Regions from separate parts of the Homo sapiens genome. Here region 1 is linked to region 2. A link is an interaction called in ENCODE POLR2A ChIA-PET data of the cell type or tissue named here. Cell type or tissue: OCI-LY7. All regions are shown on one strand.

Region 1 (8,000 bases), 80 kb before region 2:
GTTTCACCATGTTGGTCAGGCTAGTTTCAAACTCCTGACCTCAAGTGATCTGCCTGCCTCGGCCTGCCAAAGTGCTGGGGTTATAGGCGTGAGTCACCGCGCCCTGCCAGCCCATCCTTATAACGTGCCCATCATGCCAACATGATGGCATGTTGTAAGTCCATGTTATGCGTGTGCCTGGTGTGTGTGTGTGTGTGTGTGTGTGTGTGTGTATGATGTGTTGGGGGTGTGGCATTGCTGCTTCAGCTCCCTAGGTTCACCCCAGTCTCAGAGCACCAGGTTAAAAACAACTCAAAAAATTCTAGCCACCATCTGCTGGAGCAGCTGAGGCTTCTGGTCATGGGCTCAGTCTGCAACAAAGGAGCAGCTGAGCAGAACTGGACCAAGTTACCAGCCCCTACAGAAGCAATGAATTCTGGCTCAGGAGCTGAGAGCTATTTACTGGTAACATTTTACCTGGTCTTACAATTGAAGTTCGCCTATCAGGTATAGAAAAGGAGAAAACCTCATGAGCCAATGTGGAAAAGAGACATTTTGTGGCCCCTTTGGGGAACTCTTGACTGTGGCATGGATTTATGGCCTGAAACGGTAGAAGAAGAACATAAAGGAGAAATTTGGCATCAGGTTGGCAAGAGTCTTGAATGCTTGCCACAGAGTTGGGGCAATGGGGAACAATAGAAGGTTTGTAAGCAGAATAAAGGGGGAATGAAGTGTTTTAGAGATACAACTCTGGAGGCAGTGAAAAGGAAGAACTGGGAAGGGGAGATGTTGATTGGAAGCATCAAGACCTGTTATGAAGGTGCCTGCAGAAGTCCTGGAATAGATAACAAGGGCCTGGGTTGGGGGTACAAGGATGAAAGGCCCAGACAGATCTCCACTAAACCTAGTGTGAAGCTAAACAGATCAACGCACTCATCAGATACAGCCATGGCAGGGACTATGGCAAGGGATAGACAAGCACTTCAGCCAGAGCATGATGGTCAGGGATGTCATATAGAAATGCTCCCTGAACTGCATTCTGAAGGATGATCCAGTGAGCCAGGCAGGAAGGCACCAGGCAGAGGGAGCAGCACGTGCAAAGGCACGGAGGCCCAGGAGAGCATGGGGCCTTTGACTTGCAAGAGATTTCCTGTGTGTGATTGCTATATGGGGTAGGTATGGGTAGGGGAGTGTCAGCAGGAGGCTGATTCACAAGGGGCTTGGTTGGTTTACTGTTGGTTTGTTTACCCATGCTGATTAGTTTACTAAGGGCAAAAAGGAGCCATTGAAAGTGAAGGTTGAAATATGGTTCTGGAGCCTACAAGACAAGGTGGGGCAGTAGATACAGGATGGAAGGTCTTTATATGTGAATCTGGTTTGGAATAGCTGGAAGAACACGCCCAGATTTCTTCTCTTTGTGCTCTATTCTTTAAATTGTATTTTATGTGGCAATCGATTTACTGGTACTTTTCCCCCAGTCTAGATAATTATTAACTGTATGGATTTTGCCAGTAAGAAATTAATCTGCTCTGTGGAGCAAATTGTTTGGACAGAACAACCTTCAAACTTTGTTTCTGCCCTGGCAGCCAGAAGGTTGCAATGTGAGCTGAATTTGGCCCTAAACTAAGTCCTGGTGGCTAATGAGCCATGAGCCAAGGCTGAGAAGTGGGGTGGCTTGTGCCCTGCAGTCGTGAGAAAAGGCACAGGGCAGCTCTACGTGGACTTGGGCTTAGCATCTCTGGGTTGCTCAGAGGGCAAAGTGTCCTGAGGGAGGTAAATTGTGGTAAAACAGTTTAAAAAGTGAGAGGAATGGGAGAGGTGAAGCTTAATTCCTGCTGGTTCCACGGTGATGCTATAATGCTTAGGAGTTGAAAAACGATTTCTCTAGCCCATAGGAACTCAAACTCACTGAAAGAGAAAAAACTTGGCATTGCTTTAGCAAAATTCAAGTAGATGCTACATTCCACTGGAATAATCTAGAATGCATGTGCTAGTTTCTTCTATACTGCAGGTCGCATTCTCTGGCAGGCCTGCTTCACTTGGCAGCAACACTTTTAAAGAGAAACGGCTACATCTCCAGGTTCTGTGCCCCGGGCTTGCAGAGAAAAGGAATAAAATTAAAACAGTATTTGAACTTTTAAAAATATTTAAATTGCTGGCTCATTTCAGACTGGCGTTTCTTAAAATAATGGTCTCTACTCACCAAGCCACTGCCAAGGGACCCACGGTGGCTGTCCTGTATCCTTGGGTTCAATTAGAAGAACTCTCCTTGCTCATCAAGGCTTTTCATAGCTGTCTTTCCCATTTATCCTCCACACCTGTGAACTTCTGTCATAAGTTCTAGTCCAGCCCATCATCTCGCTGGTTCCACTGGACACCAGGCACTATACTTACCTTTTCTTTTCTTTTCTTTCCTTTTCTTTTCTTTCTTTATTTTCTTTCTTTCTTTCTCTCTCTTTTTCTTTCTCTCTCTCCCTTCCTTCCCTCCTTCTTTCCTTCTTTTTTTTTTTTTTTGAGATGGGCCCTCACTCTGTTGCACAGGCTGGTCTCAAACTTCTGGGCTCAAGTGATCCTTCTGCCTCAGTCTCTTATGTAGCTGGGACCACAGGTCCAAAGGCATATGCCATCACATCTGGCTAACTTTTTGCTTTTGTGTAGAGACGGACTCTCACTTTGTTGCCCAGGCTGGTCTCGAACTTTCAAGCCATCCTCCCACCTCGGCTTCCCAAAGTGCTGGGATTGTAGGCGTGAGCCACCATGCTCTACCTGTACTTGCTTCTATTTTTGCATTCTGTTAGATTGTGTCCTTCATGACGTAAAGAATGCACACCCAGTAGAATGCATTTCTATTCTTGCATGCTACTTTGCATTCTTGTTTACAAAGCTTCCCCTAACTTCCTCCCTCCTTCTCCACCTGCTCAAATATGTCAATATTCAGACTTGGACCCAGCCCTTCTGTTGCTGACTGTTCTGGTGGCAGGCCCTTCTCCCTGCCAAACAGGACCTCAGTGCTGTTTAGGGGTCCAGCTCTCTCCAGCTAAGGGGAAGGTGACCTGGCCACAGCTCAAGATAATTTCCAACTTCTAAGTCAATTATCATGGTCCCATCCCCTGACCATGACTAGCTGGGGTGGGCAGGCTGGTTGGTTTGTAGAACATCCTTCAATTTCCAACTTCCAATTCAATTTGCCTGGTTGTTTCCTCATTCCTCGTGATTAGATTCAGCTTAAACAATTTGAGGTCGGAATATGAATAATCTCTTGATTAACCGAGAGGGTAACTGGTATTTATAATTCCTGAATCCTTTAAAGTGTGAGGAGAGCCATAGAATCCATGTCCTTGGGGACATCTTGTTTATTTTTATTTTTACTTTTATTTTAGGTTGGAGGGTACACATGCAGGCTTGTTACATACGTAAACTCGTGTCACGAGGGTTTGCGCTACTGGTTGTTTCGTCACCCAAGTATGGAGCCTAGTACCCAATAGTTATCTTTTCTGATCCTTTCCCTCCTTCCATGTTCTACCCTCAAATAAGCCCCAGTGTGTGTTGTTCCCCTCTACGTGTGCATGTGTTTTCATCATTTAGCTCCCATTTATAAGTGAGAATATGTGGTATTTGGTTTTCTGTTCCTGCATTAGTTTGCTAAGGATAATGACCTCCAGCTCCATCCATGTTCCTTCAAAAGACCTGATCTCATTCTTTTTTTGTAGCTTCATAGTATTCCATGCCGTGTGTATATGCACCACATTTTCTTTATCCAATCTGTCACTGATGGACATTTAGGTTGATTCTATGTCTTAGCTATTATAAATAGTGCTGCAACAAACTTTTGAGTGAGTATGTCTTTATGGCAGAATGATTTATATTCCTTTCGGTATACACCCAGTAATGAATGGGACTGCTGGGTTGAATGGTAGTTCTGTTTTTAGCTCTTTGATGAATGACCACACTGCTTTCCACAATGGCTGAACCAATTTACACTCCCACCAACAATGTATAAGCATTTGCTTTTCTCTGCAACCTTGCCAGCATGTTATTCTTTGACTTTTTAATAAAAACCTAACATTCCAACAGGTGTGAGATAGTATCTCATTGTGGTTTTGATTTGCATTTCTCTAATGACAATGATGTTGAGCTTTTTTTCATATACTTGTTGGTAGCATGTATGTCTTCTTTGGTAAAATGTCTGTTCATGTCCTCTGGGGGCATCTTTTTTATAAGCGAGTTTCTCAAATATATACCAGACATGGGAATCCTGTGATTTTGTGTTTCTCGTCCAAACTAGTGAAGCCACTTGCATTAAGAGAGGCCCTTACCTCTCCAGGCCCTTGGCAGTCCTGCATTATCCACACATTGCCCAACCCGGGGCCCCACAGTTAGGCCTGTGCTGCTGCCAGGGATTGCTGTGGGTGGAGATGGCAAGGGCCTGACAGATGCCTACGTTATTGCCACCACCCCCAGGGCAAGTTTCTCCAGGGATTCAGCAGAGGCTCAGCTTGTAGCCTCAAGGGCTCTCTGGCTCTACCTCCTTTCTGCCTGGAGGATCGTAGCCCTGGCCCTCAAAAGGCTGAATGTGGAGGGGAATGGGGCCAGGCACTTTTATAGTACATCACATAGGCACAGGATAAATGTTTTGAGGGAATCAGGAGTAAGGAGGTAGAAAGAGCTTTAGTGATAATTGACTGTTTTTCAGATCAATGCCATGAAATAATACAAACAGCAAGAGGATATCTCATTGTTATTATTTTGCTTACCAATATTCTAGAGCTTTAGGCAAAATTGCAAAGGAGCTATTATTTTTCTTTGGTGTCTTCAAGCCTCCCCTTCTAGTCCCTCACTATTGTCCTTCCTTAGACTTCTAGAGCTCAAAATGGCTTCTATCAGGAATTAGCTTCGGTTTCTTTGTTCACACCAAAGTGTATATGGCTAATAACATTTTAAAGTGTTACTTCTATGGAGATGTTGGCATTTTGCCAGGTTCAACAGCCAATAGAAGAAATGCAGCTTAAAATTCCTTGCATCTGCCAGATGGGGAAAATATGTGACTCTGTATATGGATCTCCCCTAAAATTCATTTATTTGTTCAATAAATATTTATTGAGGCCTATTATAGCAAAACCTTAGGGAAATAAGGAATGCATATTAAAGTACACAGAAAAGAATTTACGCGAATGGGCAAAATGAGGCAGGCAGTGTTACATGTCTTGTCTGAGATTACCAAATTTACTTCTGACAATCAATCCATAAATCACTCAAGAAACAGAGGAAATACTGGAGAACTGTTACTCAGTCTGTGATCTGCATTTATAGTGTAGTTTGGGTAGCAAGAATAATATGCATGAAGCAATTAGCCAGTTGTTATGGATTGAATGTGTCCCCCCAGCAAATTCCCATGTTGAAGCCTTGACTCCCAGTTTGATAGCATTTGAAGATGGGGCCTTTGGGAGGTAATTAGGGCTAGATGGGGTCATGAGGGTGGGCCCTTGTAGGGCATTAGGGCCCTCGTAAGAAGAGAAATCAGGCCGAGTGCAGTGGCTCACGCCTGTAATCCCAGCACTTTGGAGGCTGAGGCGGGCGGATCACCTGAGGTCAGGAGTTTGAGACCAGCCTGGCCAACATGGTGAAACCCCGTCTCTACTAAAAATACAAAAAAATTAGCTGGACGTGGTGGCGGGCAGGCGCCTGTAATCCCAGCTGCTTGGGAGGCTGAGGCAGGAGAATCTCTTGAACCCGGAGGCTGAGGTTGCAGTGAGCCGAGATCATGCCATTGCACTCCAGCCTAGGCAACAAGAGAGAAACTCCATCTCAAAAACAAAACAACACAAAACAAAAAAAGAAGAGAAATCAAAGCTTGTTCCCTGTCTCTCTCTCTCCACATGTGAGCACACAAAGAGGTCACGTGAACACACAATGAGAAGGAGGCTGCCTGCAAGTTAAGAGAAGAGGCCTCAGCATGAAACCTGCCTTACTGGCACTTTGGTCTTGAACTTCCCAGCCTCTAAAACTGTGAGAAATAAGTTTCTGTTGTTCAAGCCACCCAGTCTATGGTATTCTGTATGGCAGCCAGAATTAAGACACCAGTGAAGCAAGATAATCAGTAACTGGATACTTAACTGTGTGGTATAAAACATAGGGGCTTTAGTAGAGAAGAAAATTGGACTTTGTTGGGGACATCCTTACTACTTCTGCTCATGTATCATGCTTTAGCTTGTTTCTGTCTTTGGAGGAGGCTGCATATTTTTAAAATACCCCCAAAAGTACAAAGACTAATGTTATAGCCCCTGTGTTCTCATTATCCAGGCTTAATAAATGTTGGCCATTTTCCACTTTTGTTTCATATATAAGTTTCTACAAAATGACAACACCTTAGATAAAGCTGAAGTTCATGTTTCATTCTGCATCCCTTCCCCCAAGGGCTTCTTTTGCTCAATATGGGACTCATGAGAGTCATCGGTGTTGTGTGAGGCAGCTGTTTGTTGATTTTCTGGACCAAATAATGTTCCACCGTGTGACTGGACATACCTTAGTCTATCCATTCTACCACTGATGAGCATGTAAGCTGTTACTATTTTTAACTATTACAAATTATCTTGCTAACACATTTTTGTGCATGTCTTTTGGTGACCAAATGGACTCATTTCTCTCAGGTATGTATCTCAGAGTGAAACTGTTTTATCACAGTGTATGCTTTATATTTAGTGCTTTCCAATTCCTGATTAAGAAATCTTTGCCTGCTCCTAAGGATGTAAAATTATTCTCTTATGGCCTGGCTCAGTGGCTCATGCCTGTAATCCCAGCATTTTGGGAGGCCAAGGTGGGAGGATTGCTTGAGGCCAGGAGTTCAAGACCAGCCTGGGCAACATACTGAGACCCTCATCTCTACAAAAAAAAAAATTTGTTTAATTAGCTGAGCTTGGTGGTATGCACCTATAGTCCTAGCTACTCAGGAGGCTGAGGCAGGAGGATCGCTTGAGCCCAGGAATTCAGAGATGCAGTAAGCTATGATCATGCCACTGTATTACAGCCTGGGTGATAGGGTGAGACCCTGTCTCTAAAAAGATACATCTATTAAAAATAATATTATTTTATTTTATTTTATTTTATTTTATTATTATACTTTAAGTTTTAGGGTACATGTGCACATTGTGCAGGTTAGTTACATATGTATACATGTGCCATGCTGGTGCACTGCACCCACTAACTCGTCATCTAGCATTAGGTATATCTCCCAGTGCTATCCCTCCCCCCTCCCCCGACCCCACAACAGTCCCCAGAGTGTGATGTTCCCCTTCCTGTGTCCATGTGATCTCATTGTTCAATTCCCACCTATGAGTGAGAATATGCGGTGTTTGGTTTTTTGTTCTTGCGATAGTTTACTGAGAATGATGATTTCCAATTTCATCCATGTCCCTACAAAGGACATGAACTCATCATTTTTTATGGCTGCATAGTAAAAATACATTTTAAAAAATAATAAATTATTCTCTTATGTTATTGTCTAGAATCTTCATTATTTTACCTTTCAGATTTAGATCTACAATCCACCTGGAATTGATTTTTGTATATGGAGTGAGGTAGAGGTCAAGTTTTGCTTTTTCCCGTTTGACTGTCTTATTAACTTAACATCATTGATGTAAATGACCACTCTTTTCCTACTATGCTTCAGTGCCACCTTTGTCATAATCAAGTGTTCCTTCAAGTATGCATCTGCTTCTGACTCTCTCCCTTCTGTTCCTTTGAGCTATTTGTCCTGGGCCTTTACTGCACATCTCAGATTTGTCCCAACAAGGATTGAAGAAGCTGGGTTATTCATCCACCAATTCCTATTACTCATTGGTGAAAAGTTGCTCCTGGGGACATGAACTCCCTTGCACTTCTGCCGTGCTCTGGGAACAAGCCAGAAATAGTCCTATGACCAGGGAAAGTCTCCAGGATCTACTTCTCCACTTACACAATTGTTGGCAGCATCCAGTTCCTTGTAGTTATGGGACTGAGAGCTTCAGATTTTTGTTGATTGTTGG
Region 2 (8,000 bases):
CCTCACAAACCTCTCTGAAGTCAGTATTTTTATTATTCCTATTTTACAGATGGGGAAATTGAGCTAAAAGAGATTAAGTCACATACTCAACTCACATGATTAATAAAAGTGGCAGAGCAGAGATTCAAACCCACCCAATCCGCCTCCCAAGTCTGTGCTCTCTATTGGACTTGACAGTATTTCTGTAAAGTAATGAAAGGAAAAAGTTACCTTTGGAATTCCTATACATAGTTTGCTCACATCTGCCAAACTGGGAAGCATGAATGGTTTATTAATAGGTTCATGTACTGTGGTAGAGTCCCTGGGGTCAGGTCCGGCCAGTGCACCTGTAAGGAGCAATACTTATGAATGACAGATATATTGTTTTATAGAGAAGCTGTTGCAAATGATATAGAATTATATAAATACCCAACACAATTGCTGCATCATCCACACATCTGGTTAAGATTCCTGGCACATCCATCGAATTCACCAGGGGAATGAGACCATGACGGGAAACTAAGCCATAGCTTGGTTTGAAACCAACAAGCCCACAGTGGGCAGCAGGATTTCTGGTCGATCCTCCTGTATCTGATCCTAAAGCCCTGGAATTTAAATGGAATTATCTTTAGAAGAATGATATATCTCTAATTATATTTGGAATCTACCCTTTCAATTGTATATTTTTAAACTGTATTTTCCTCTGATTACACAAAAGTAACACATGTTCATCTCAGAGAATTCATAAAGTACAGAAAACTTTAGGTACTCAATATTCCAATACCCAGAGGAAAACACTGTTAACATTTTGGCATATTAAGTTCAAGTCTTTTTAAAAATGCATTTTTTTCACCGTTGAGATAATTCTGTAATCATGAGTTTCCATCCCTTTTTTAACATTAGCTTTTTACTATGTCATTAAAATTCCTGAAAATGTAAAGTATATGTAATATTCCATCATATAAATTCGTGATTCCTGGTATTTTAAAGTCCATTCTCCTTTCAATATACATATAAATCTTGCACTTTCTTCTGATGTTGATATTGAAAACAAATCAAATTAATGGCAATTTTGCAGTATGCTTTTACAGACTAAATACGCCCCTCCTAGAAATTCAGATACAGCCCTTTGCTACCCACCCCATTTAGAATCATGGATTGAGATGTTTAATAATTTAAACTCTTACGTTGTTTCTAACTAGAATAACTATTTAATAAATAACTTTGTTATGAAAATCTCTGAACATAAATTTTTGCTTATGTGTGAGTACTTTTTAGGCTAGCTTCCAAGAAGTAGACTTAGTGCACATAAGTTTCTGATATATGCTGTCAAATTACTTGTCAGAAAGATTATGCCAATTTATATCCCTAGTTGCAGTGAGTCAGATTGTGTTTTAAAGTTTCAGTACCGTCACTGAGTACTAGTAATTTTTAAAATTGTTAGTGTGATAACCAAAAAGTTTTTATTAATGTGCATTTTAAATAATTTTGCACACTTATTTATACATGCATTACTCAACTACAAAGTGACTGTTCATTTCTTTACCCAGTTACCTACAGAGTTTGTGTTGTTCTTATTTTAAAAAAACAAAAAACGGACCTGGAGGACATTATGCTAAATGAAATAAGCCAGTCACAGAAAGACAAATACTACATGACACCACGTACATGAGATAACTAGAGTAATCAAATTCATAAGACACAAAGTAGAAGGTGGTTACCAGGGCTGGGAGAGGGTTGAAGGGTACACAGTTTTAGCGTTGCAAGATGAAAAGTGTTCTGAAGACTGATTGCATGTTTTTAATACTTTTGAACTGTACTTTTAAAAATGGTTAGGCTGGTACATTTTATGTTATGTGCATTTTACCACAATTAAAAAACCATTTCAGGAAAACAGAAGTTGTGCTGTAGAACAGTACATATCTACTATAAAAATTAAAATATTATATAACTATATGATGTATAAAGTAAGATTACTCTTAGAATCACAGCCCCCACAATAACCGTTACCAGTTCTGACATGCATTCATCCAGACATGCAGTACTTCCATGCAATGACTGACATATATACCTATGCAATTGTTACTTTTAACAGAAATGGGTTCTGCAACTTATTTTTCACTTAACAATTTATCTTGGTTATTTTTCCATGTCATTGCATAGTGCTCTAACTTATTCTTTTTAGTGGCTGCACAGTACTCCAGGAATCTTCCTATTTTAAAAGCTATTGTAAAAGAAACAAATCAAAAAGGGGTAAACAAATCAAAAAGGGGTAAACAAATCAAAAATAAGGAAACAAAAGCAGAACACTTTACAGTTTGAGATACATTCAATCTGAAGTTATTTTTGGTCTGTACTTCTGTTGCTTATATTTAAAGTGAAGCTTTGGACTGAACAATGCTCCTAACAATAACATGGCACTTGTGCCCTACAGAAAATGCAAATTAGATTTCCTTTCTTACAGTGTCAAGTTAAGCTACAAAATCAGACTGTTGCTTTCACAATTTTAAAAGATACATTTTCTTATTAGCATTCACTGACGGCTATGTAAAAGTAAAACTTACATTTCCATAGGAATTATGTGTCAAAATGCCATCTACTAAAAAGCACATTCAGAAAGATGAACACTAAGTGGGATGATGAGGACAGAAAAAAAGCACCTAATCCTGCAGTCCTAACTTGTCAGAACTCACATTAATATTAATGCAATGCTATAAAATTTCACAGAGATAAAATGAAATGGTTTTACTTGTTAATAAGATTTTAGGAAAACTGAAAAAAAATCTGTAGAACTCACATCTCCATAGCTCTAAAAAAATATAAATGATTTATGGATTGCAATGTGTGTGAAAGAACTTAGTTTTAATGGATAATTAAGGGGAGATAAAATACAAAACTATTACTAAAGAAACACATTCATTTTGATTAAATTGAGACTGATAAACACAGCAACAGCCATATTTACTTTCTTTTCTTTGGGTAGTTAAGAAATGCTTTACAAATGGAACTGAAAATATGATCAATGGATTCTTACCAAATACAAAGTATGATAGATAAACAGAATCAGCACCTAACAAGCTTGAAAAAACTTTACTTACTGATGTACATTTTTAATTGCAGATTCCTGAAAACACTATTTAAAATATCTTATTAATACATATTAGCATTTTTTCTTTTTTTTCAAAAGATTGATCTTGCTGAAGGATAAACATTACCAACAGTTTAGTTCAGCAGCACTCAACTAAAGCCATTGTATGTTAGTCCCTAAATATTTGTATAATCAGTGAGCACACACTCAAATTATTTAAAAATGAAATGCAATGAAGTTCATTTATGTTCGATGCTTTATTCTGCAAGATCCACAAAATCATATTTTAAGAGAACCAGATACTATGGAGAAAAATTTGTTATTTTAAAGTTAAAAGTATTAAATATACATAGTGTACTGTACAGTTGAGTGCAACTCAAGATATAATTTTGATATACCTTTGAGCACATATAGCTCACTAGAAAGAAAAATACCAGGATATGAACTACTCTATTGCTGGATACAGTTTATGACTGTTTGTATTTGGGTGGGTTTTAAAATACAGATAGAGAAAAGCATCTTACGCGTAGCATGTGAACGCCGATACAGCAGCTGCACTCCCACCTGAGCTTCCTCCAGTTATCAGCCAGTCTGAATCTTCATTCTCGCTGTGGGGATTCTGCTTCCTCTTTTCTCTATATTGTTTTGAATAACTCCAGGGGTTTTTAACTGGTCCAAATACACCATCTGTGCTCCCAGATCTGATGACGAAGTGAAGCAAGATACCTTAGTAAAACTTTCATTTTATGTGAAAATTTCATCTTCTGAGTATATTATTTGCTTCTGACACTCATTGAGCATTTAAGAACCCACTGTAGCTTGAATTGAAAAAGGTGGGAAGCCTGTTCAGATGTAGCTTTCATTAATTGACAGTTGCGGAGGATGGGAAGGAAGAGCATTTGTGGTAGAAAATAGACAAAGCTAATCTGCTAAGAAAAGATTTTGCCTCTTTTGATCATCCAATTCAACTGAAGATGATTTCCCTTGTGAATCAAGGTCTTCCAGCTGAAAAGGGTTACATTCAAACAGTTAAGAACTTCTGAACCAGAAGTTCTATGAAAAACATTACAAGTGGAATGCTAATAACTTAAATTTTTGAAATGATTTTATTCTCAGATAAATTGCAAAAATAAAAATAACATATAAAGCACTTTATACCCTTTACCCAGACATACCTACGGTCAACATTTTATCCCTTTGCTTTACTACTTGTGTGCTCTGTGTACGTTTGTACATATGTACATATATACACAAAGTATGATAGAAACTTAAGGGTATCTTAAGGGTAACTTACATGTATATCATAGCCCTTTATCCCTAAATACTTTAGTGTGTATTTCCTAACAATAAGGATATCACATTATACAGTCACAGTATAGTTATCAATCTCAGTAACATTAATATCAATACAATAATTTTTTTTTTCTTTTTTGAGACGAGTCTCGCTCTACTGGCAGTCTGGAGTGCAGTGGCGCGATCTCGGCTCACTGCAACCTCCGCCTCCCAGATTCAAGCAATTCTCCTGCCTCAGCCTCCCGAGTAGCTGGGACTACAGGTGCGTGCCATCACGCCGGGCTAATTTTTGTATTTTCAGTAGAGACGGGGTTTCACCACGTTGGCCAGGATGGTCTCAATCTCTTGACCTCGTAATCCACCCGCCTTGGCCTCCCAAAGTGCTGGGATTACAGGGGTGAGCCACCACGCCCGGCCTACAATACTTTTATCGAATCTACTGTATGTAATTCAATTCTGTCAACTGATTCAATAATGTACTTTGGCTGGGTGCAGTGGCTCACGCCTGTAATCCCAGCACTTTGGGAGGCCGAGGAGGGCGGAACACGAGGTCAGGAGATCGAGACCATCCTGGATAACACGGTGAAACCCCATCTCTACTAAAAATACAAAAAATTAGCCGGGCGTGGTGGCGGGCGCCTGTAGTCCCAGCTACTCGGGAGGCTGAGGCAGAAGAATGGTGTGAACCCGGGAGGCGGAGCTTGCAGTGAGCCGAGATCGCGCCACTGCACTCTAGCCTGGGTGACAGAGCGAGACTCCATCTCAAAAAAAAAAAAAAAAAAAGTACTTTATGGCATTTTATCTCCTTCCTGGATCAAATCTAGAGTCAGGTCTTCCATTTAATTATCATTGTCTCTCTCTTTTTTTTTTTTTTTTGAGACAGTCTCGCTCTATTGCCCAGGCTGGAGTGCAGTGGCATGATCTTGGCTCACTGCAAGCTCCGCCTCCCGGTTTCAAGTGATCCAGGTTCAAGCGATTCTCATGCCTCTCGAGTAGCTGGGACTACAGGCATCCACTACCATGCCTTGGCCTCCCAAAGTGCTGAGATTACAGGTGTGGGCCACTGTGCCCAAGCTCACTGTGATTTTAATTTTGAATTCCACTAATGATCAACGATATTAAGCATTGTTTCATGTGTTTGTCAACTATGTTTTAATCTCTGATGAAACGTCTTCTTAAATCTTTTGTTCATTTTTTAAAAATAGGGTTGCTTGTTTTCTTATTGAGGTGTGAAATGTTCTATGTATTTTGGATATCGGTTCTTTCTGAGATACATGTTTTGCAAATATTTTTCTCTCAGTCTGTGGCTTGCGTTTTCACTTTTTTAGTAGCATATTTCAAAGTACAGAAGTTCTTAATTTTAATGAAGTCTATTAATTTTTTTTTTTTTTTTTTTTTTTTTTTTGAGAAGGAGTCTTGCTCTGTCACCCAGGCTGGAGTGCAGTGGCGTGATTTCGGCTCACTGCAACCTCTGCCTCCCGGGTTCATGCCATTCTCCTGCCTCAGCCTCCTGAGTAGCGGGGACTACAGGCGCTCGCCACCACGCCCGGCTAATTTTTTGTATTTTTAGTAGAGACAGGGTTTCACTGTGTTAGCCAGGATGGTCTCAATCTCCTGACCTTGTGATCCACCTGCCTCGGCCTCCCAAAGTGCTGGGATTACAGGTGTGAGCCACCGTGCCCGGCCAAGTCTATCAATTTTTTAAGTGGATTTGTGCTTCATGTGTCCTATCTAAAAGAACTCTGACTAATTCAAGGTCACTAATACTTTTCCCTGTTTTTTTTAATTTTTTTTTTCTGTAGAGACAGGGCCTCACTATGTTGCCCAGGCTGATCTAGGACTCCTGGGCTCAAGCAATCCTACTGCCTCAGTTTCCCACAGTGCTGAGATAACAGGCATGAGCCACCAGGCCCAGCATCCCCTACATTTTCTTGAGTTTTATGATGTTAGGTTTTACTTTCTTTATCTCTTATCCTGGAAGATTTTCACAGCCCTTTTTTTGTTTTCATATGATATTTTAATAGAATGGTTCTCATTTTGGATTTATCTTTTGTTTCCCCATTATTAGAGTCAGCTTACACATTCTCAGCTGGAATATTACATAGGTGATATTGTATCCTCAGACAATTACATCTGGAGGCACATAACGTCCACTTCACCCTCACTGGTGATGTTAATTTTGATCAGCTGATGAAGGCAATTTCCTGAAAGCCTTTGTTCAAATATACTCTCATGGATTAGTTCATTCAACATATATATAATGAATTCCAAGATATACCACTCTGAACTATACACGCAAGGACTCTTGTTTCTATGAAACAGAGAACAATGACCAAGCAAATATTACAAATGTGACAAGTGTCATAAAAGGGTAAGTATAAAGTACTTTTGGTGAAAGACTGCTGTTCCCTAAGATCAAGATCAAGGCAAGGAAATCTGCTCTCACCACTTCTATTCAACATTGCACCTAAGGCCCTCACTGGTGCAGTAAGGCAAGAAGAAGAAATAAGACTAACTCTATTTGTAGACTACACAATTTGCTACATAAAATATTCCACAGAATCCACAAAGATCAACTAGAACTAATAAGCAAGCTTTAACAAGGTCATGGGATAAAAGGTCAATATAGAAAAATCAATTATGTTTCAATGTACTAGCAATAAACAATTAGAAACTGAAAAAAATACAATTTTCTATAGCATTAAGAAACATGGCTGGGGGCGGTGGCTCACGCCTATAATCCCAACACTTTGGGAGGACGAGGCGGGCGGATCACAAGGTCAGGAGTTTGAGACCAGCCTGGCCAATATGGTGAAACACTGTCTCTACTAAAAATACAAAAATTAGCCGGGCGTGGTGGCATGTGCCTGTAGTCCCAGCTACTCAGGAGGCTGAGGCAGGAGAATCTCTTGAACCCAGGAGGCAGAGGTTGCAGTGAGCCGAGATTGCACCATTGCACTCCAGTCTGGGTGACAGAGTGAGATTCTGTCTCAAAAAAAAAAAGAAAAGAAACATAAAACACACGAATAAATCAAATTATATGTACAATTTATATGCAGGAAATCATAAAAACATTCCAGAGTAAAACAAAATGTATGAGAAGACATGTATTATGATGCCGATTCTTTCCAAGTTGATCTATAAATTCAACACAATCACAATCAAAATCCCATTAAACTTGTTTGTAGAAATTAGCAAGCTTATTCTAAAACATATCAGAATATAACAGATCTAGATTATGTAAAATGATTTTGAAAAAGAAGAACAAAGTTAGAAGACTCTTACTACATAATTTCAAGGCTTACTATAAAGCTATAATAATCAAGATGGTGTGACACTGGAATAAACAGAGATGCAACAGAGTCCAGAAACAGACCTACTGAATGTGCTTGATTCTTGACAAAAAAACCTAAGATCATTCAACAAGAAAAGGATAATCTTTTTTATTATTAGTGCTGGAGTTAATGGACATCCATATGTTGAATAAATGGACTTTATTCATACTATATACGAAAATCTAATTCGAAGTGAATAACAGATCTAAATGTAAGAGCTAAGACTATAAAACTTCTAGGAAAAAATTCTTTGTGACCTTTGTTAGGTAAAGATTTCTTGGCCAGGCACGATGGCTCACGTCTAT

Evidence for each region. ChIA-PET counts read pairs that join two places held together with the same protein. Peaks named below come from ENCODE experiments on the same cell type or tissue, not always from the same donor. Only the 100,000 strongest peaks of a DNase experiment are listed, where the experiment ranks them.
Region 1: POLR2A ChIA-PET joins it to region 2 with 8 read pairs; 2 of 35 experiments call an interaction of 5 or more read pairs at or near these places.

The regions. Positions count from the first base shown.
Region 1 is chr6:106,724,895-106,732,894 of GRCh38, reverse strand. It overlaps LINC02532 (long intergenic non-protein coding RNA 2532), which reads left to right. Exons shown (of 7, transcript NR_033557.2): 5 at 7,506-7,553. Among named protein-coding and RNA genes, the nearest start is that of LINC02526, 33 kb to the right of the region's middle. In OCI-LY7, a CTCF peak has its summit at 4,195; DNase peaks (open chromatin) are centred at 2,850 and 4,124; H3K4me3 peaks cover 655 bases; H3K27ac peaks cover 1,035 bases.
Region 2 is chr6:106,644,793-106,652,792 of GRCh38, reverse strand. It overlaps QRSL1 (glutaminyl-tRNA amidotransferase subunit QRSL1), which reads right to left. Exons shown (of 11, transcript NM_018292.5): 5 at 3,592-3,768; 6 at 409-584; 7 at 211-326. Among named protein-coding and RNA genes, the nearest start is that of QRSL1, 19 kb to the right of the region's middle. In OCI-LY7, no CTCF peak of the experiment used is centred here; DNase peaks (open chromatin) are centred at 2,015, 2,382 and 3,682; H3K4me3 peaks cover 4,658 bases; H3K27ac peaks cover 6,795 bases.